Regions from separate parts of the Homo sapiens genome. Here region 2 is linked to region 1. Evidence: chromatin contacts called from ENCODE Hi-C or POLR2A ChIA-PET data. All regions are on one chromosome and are shown on one strand. Each heading gives the region's core, a stretch centred on a gene start or an enhancer-like site at or near the end of the contact. The rest is flanking DNA. Distances are from core to core; before and after follow the strand shown.

Region 1 (2,700 bases), core at 78-2,577:
AGCATCGCTGTTATTGATCCCTGCATCGTGAACAAAGCTAAATTAAAGATGGGCTATGTCAGATAAGGCTGCTGAGTAAAGAGACTGGCTGGGCCCCTGAGGAAAGCAGCTCGGGCTTAAAATTTGTACTCAAGGCTGAGTGACTTACTGGGCAAATATTCTGTGTATATCACAAAGAGATTGCTTTTAGGGGTAGAGGTACTTAACATAAAAGTACAATAGGTAAACAGTCCTGGACTCTCGAGTAGTTTACAATCTCCTCAAGGATACTAGGTTGGAGAATAAGAGAATCCTGATTATGCTCTTGGTCAGGCCCCAAATCTTTTAAGCTGGCCTTGAAACCAAGCACTGGACCACATTCCCAGAATATATTACCCTAATGGAACTCAGCCAACCATCTGAGCAACAATGTAAAGTATTCTGTATCTTCACTCATTCCCCTCTGGATTGATTTGTGTCAGAGAATCCAGTGGATTTGCTGCATGGAGGTACTTGTATACTTTCCTTGGTTCTAATAGGAAAGACAGGAGGAAGAGGTGACTAGCAGGATAAGGGAGGCACTGACCAACTGGATAGGGTCAGTGCCGATCATTCAAAACAGAAAAACTTCTTTAGACTTACTGAATTTTCAGAAAATGATTTACAATGCTGATTTCAACACTCTATTCCATGTATTTTTAATGATTTTTTTAAGGCTTTTCAAACTCTTAGCATCTCCCTCAAAAGAAATAGTACCCAGAGGCTCTAACAGGAAATGTTAAGGAAAATGTTATTGGAGGCAAAGCAACACATCTCTGGAATAAATATGGTGAGCTGGCTTATTTGGTCTGATCTAAGGAAATGAATGAAGTAAGGCCTGAAGTTTTCTGAAGTACGCCCTATGCAGCTTTATTTTGGGAAAGTCAACCCATCAACAAGCTGAAAGTAACAGCTTCTATCTCCCATTCTCTCCTGTAATACAGACTTCAACTGCCCGTGAGAATCTCACATACAGAAAGTTTTTAAATAAAGAGGCAGAGGCTACCCAGGTGTTTCTGAGGCACAGCCAGGCTGAGAGTCACTGCTTCAACGAAGCAGCATGCCATGAAACCCACCTGCAACCCATCTGAAACCACTTGGTCTTCTAATATAGTTATATATTCAATGGGTTCATCCAGGCAACAAGGAATAGACATATTATGAAATTGCCTCAGTTAATGATGATTTAACATGAGGCTCCCTAGAGAAGCAAGCAAAATAGGGAAGTACAAAACAGGAACCCCTATGAGCAGCTGCCCAGTTGGGCCTTCTAGAAAACTAAAACATACTGTGCACATATTAGTTTAAGTACATTGACTCAACTTCGATTCTAAAAGTCACCCTTTCCAAAGCAGCCATCCTGTGCTCTGTCACCCAATTCCACCTCCTATTGTTCTTGTTACCACTGGCTCATTAAGAGCCTCTTCATCTCCTCATGGTTTCTGCTTAACTAAGGGCTTTTATTCCTCATGCCTTTTGCTGTCTTCCCATTTCTTTGTCTCTGTCTCAAACTCCCAAGAGGATCAATCTCTTCCCAATACATGCTGCTGGTTAGCCTATCGATGCGTACCTTGGGAGTCAGGCATAAGCATACCTAGTTCAAGCAGCTATGGCCACCAAACTGTGAAGTTGCATGCACCAAGCTTGGGGATACTAACAAAAGGAAATCCTGTAAAGAAAGCTGTGGACATGGCAGGCTCTTGCAGGGAAGCCAATATGACCAGCACACACTTAGCATGATCTGTCTGGTAAAAGTCATTTTCCTAAGCAGATTTCAAAGTTCTGTATATAGCAGGTTATACTTATTTCTCAATAAGGTTTATTCTATGGGTCTCTAACTGGAGCTAACTTAATTATCTAAGTAACTTAGTAATATACTTAGTTACCTAGTTACCTAAGTAACTAACCAAGTGTTTCTCAAACTTCAGTGTGCATCAAAATGACCTGAAGGGCTTGTTAAAACAGATCGCAGGGCTCCACTGCCAGAGTTTCTGATTTAGTAGGTCTAGATAGGTCTCCTATGCTTTGATTTTGCTTTTTTGTTTTGTTTGGTTTTGAGGAAAAGTTTCACTCTGTCACCCAGGCTGGAGTGCAGTAGCACGATCTCAGCCCACTGCAACCTCTACCTCCCGAGTTCAAGTGACTCTCATGCCTTAGCCTCCCAAATAGCTGGGATTACAAGTGTGTGCCTCCATATTTTAGCAGAGACAGGAGTTTGCCATGTTGGCCAGGCTGGTCTCGAACTCCTGGCCTCAAGTGATCCTCCCTCCTTGGCCTTCCAAACTGCTGGGATTACAGGCATGAGCCACCACGCTTGGCCTGCTTTTGCATTTTTGATAAGTTATCAGGTGATGTTAATGTTGCTGTTTCTCAGGACCAAATATTGAGAACCACTGGTCTGATCTTTTAGGTATCTTAAAACAAGACAAATTGCTATGTGGTGGGATTTGTTATTTTTGTTACATACAGATTTGGTTATCTAAATATTTCAAAAATAAGCATTTTAAATGCATATAGACTTTTAGATAAATCAACAATGGCTATATCATAAAACTGTAAATTTCGAGACTTAGACATAACTCTAGAAGCTAAATATGATAAAATACACACCTGCTCTCTGACATTTGAAACCCACTGATCTAAACCAATGATTCTCAGTGGGGGGGCCAATTCTACAATCCA
Region 2 (2,700 bases), core at 129-2,628, 190 kb before region 1:
GGAGAAGAGCTCCACAGACCTGAAAAAGAAATAAGGCACTCTTCTTTTCAAGTATTTCTAGGTCCAGGAGAATCTTTTATTAGAGGTCCCCTACATCCCATCTAAATAGCTCTTCTGAGACCCCTCAGAGCAAGATATATATATATTTTAAATTTACCATGTCCAGGGAACATTCTGTATTGGATAAATCCAGATGAACAATGGCATTTGGCTGGGCCAAAAAATTATACATGTGCTTGAAAAAAAATAAAAGATAAATGTTAGGATTCTAGAAACACACACATACACACAATGCAAGTTAATGTTTTAAAAGGAAGTTGCCAGAATTTCTCAGATCATTCTCTGCTCTTCCCAAGGGGATTATCAGAATTTTCTGTCATTCCTTTAGGTTCCCTGACAGTGAAAATCCCAAGAATAGTTAAAATTATGTTTGAGTTAAAAAAAGGCCAAATGGAATATTGAAAACCAAACCCCCATTTTGTTATGCATGACTTAGTTTTCCTGGATAGCTTAATTTTTATTATACAATTTTGGAACCGTGCTAATTCATTTTAACCCCTGAGATTAAAATACCACCTGAACTGCAATCACTCTATCAAAATGCTAATCACTTTTGAAAGTGTTTGCAGAACTACGAATCTGAATCTGAACCACAGGATGGTCTCAGGCTATCCTCTCTTCTGTCCGACATAATGATTTTTCTACCCTTAGTTACTTCTCAAAGCTAACAAGAATGGCTTGGCAGCAATATGAGTGCTTTTTTAAAAATTTCACTAATAGCTAAGACACTTCTGGTTTCAGGGGGTCACAATGCTTAAACTTCCCCAGTCCTCTCATTCAAGGCCATCAAAATAATGAGACTGATCAACAGATCAGTTCAACTGAGATACTGAACATCAACAGCAATGTTGTTCTGGAATTACCCTGTATGTGTAGCAACTGCCAGAGCCCACCCATAACAAGCTGAGTCCAAGCTCCCTGCCACCAGGCAAATAGCTTAAATTCTCCTCTGCTTCACTGGATGCCACTGGATACTTGCAAAAACAAACAAGCTTATACTGAGTACGTCCTTGCAAACATTTACTATGTGTAGCAGTTTGGCTATATGGTGCTTCAGAAGAATCCTATCAAGGAATTCAGAAGAGCAAAAAAATAGCCTGTAAACACTTAACACTTTAAAATAACCATACACACAGAATGACATTTATTTTTTTTTATTTATTTATTTATTTATTTATTTATTTATTTATTTATTTATTTATTTATTTTAAGACAGGGTCTGGCTCTATCGCCCAAGCTGGAGTGCAGTGGTATGATCTCGGCTCACCGCCACCTCCACTTCCCGGCATCAAGCCATCCTCCCGCTTCAACCTCCTGAGTGGCTGGGACTACAGGCATGTGACACCACGCCCAGCTAATTTTTGTATTTTTTGTAGAGACAGGGTTTCAACATATTGTCCAGGCTGGTCACAAACCCCTGGACCCCAGAGATCCACCTGCCTTAGCCTCCAAAAGTGCTGGAATTCTAAGTGTGAGCCACTACACCCAGCCATAGAATGGATGTTGTTATGAAAAGTTCTGATTCAGAAAAGTCATTTTGCTCTCACATGAAGATCCTCTGCCTCTCTCTCTCTGTTTGCCTGGCAAAAATTGTCTCAAGAGACTTTTAAGTTTACTGTGGCTTTGCTCCCAGCTACCAGCTGGGGGAGCTCTTATCACCATGAAATGGTGACAAGACTATTTGGCCACACTTCTCCAAAGAGGCCAGGCCCTGCTAGGCTGCTTTCCCTGAGGGCACAGGGTCAGGTAAACTCCTGCACCTGCCGCCAGGCTCCTGGAACTTTTGCCTTCCCCGCCCACTCTCCCCTCCAGCCCACTCTCACTCAGGTCTCATCGTTCCACTCCCCAGAAGCAAGCTACAACAGGACCCACCCTGGCCAGAAAAAGAAATCTTGAGCTATTTTGTTGTTTTAGGTGACTATTAATGTTCCTATTTTAGCTGAATCTTATTAATCTTTAGCCTTTCCTTTTATCCTTCCCTCTATTCTTCTACTTTGCCACAGTATTATTTTGGTGGTGTCACATTGGCCTTGTTTTATTTTGGGGGGGAGCAGATTTATGAACTGTCAGTGAAGGTAACAACTGAAACTGGAAAATGGATTGAAAAATCGTGGCACACCAGGAATCAAGTATTATTTAAATAATTTTAAGTTCAAGGGAGAGGAAAAGGAAAAAAAAATACAAAAAGGCCTTCATTTGTACTTCCTGCCTTACAGGTAAACCAAAACAAGAGAAATAAGAATAAATTTCACAGTGTTTTTCAGCCCTGTGGCAAAGCAGTGGAATGCAAATTAAGGCCATTCAAAGATGGCCGCTGGGTGTAGGCCATGTTGTTAAAGAAACAATTCTATCTTGGTGACTAGAGGGGATCATTTGCCACATATGGAAATGAGATAATACCTAATCCACTGTGTCAAAGATCTGCCAAATATTACATTATTGATTCAGTTACATTAAAAATTTTATTATAATTGAGAGAGTAGTTTTTGCCTTCATATTCAAACTCCGAAGAAATGGCCCCAGGTTATATGTTGACCACTCTTCTCCCTATTTTATTCACGGAATAGACGAGTGCTCAGGTTTATCCCAATACTCCCTTTCAATTGTAACCTATAACCATCAGTCTTCCCAGTAACAATA

The links. A loop is a pair of places that touch in the nucleus more often than their neighbours do. ChIA-PET counts read pairs that join two places held with the same protein, here RNA polymerase II (POLR2A). Pooled maps may share reads with other maps.
Region 2: a pooled map shows a loop between it and region 1 (2.1-fold over the local background). The contact joins two enhancer-like sites. A Hi-C loop is called at or near these places in 3 of 50 pooled maps. POLR2A ChIA-PET finds 5 or more read pairs at or near these places in 5 of 52 experiments (A673, BJ, CD8-positive, alpha-beta memory T cell and 2 more).

Annotation. Positions count from the first base shown.
Region 1 is chr6:25,300,023-25,302,722 of GRCh38, reverse strand. The region is part of intron 2 of CARMIL1 (capping protein regulator and myosin 1 linker 1); the gene reads right to left. Among named protein-coding and RNA genes, the nearest start is that of CARMIL1, 22 kb to the right of the region's middle. Within about 2 kb of position 1,327, at least 4 of the 41 ENCODE cell types and tissues checked have a DNase peak (open chromatin) inside an H3K27ac peak, as active enhancers do.
Region 2 is chr6:25,489,267-25,491,966 of GRCh38, reverse strand. It overlaps CARMIL1 (capping protein regulator and myosin 1 linker 1), which reads right to left. Exons shown (of 37, transcript NM_017640.6): 14 at 158-235; 15 at 1-19. Among named protein-coding and RNA genes, the nearest start is that of SCGN, 160 kb to the left of the region's middle. Within about 2 kb of position 1,378, at least 5 of the 41 ENCODE cell types and tissues checked have a DNase peak (open chromatin) inside an H3K27ac peak, as active enhancers do.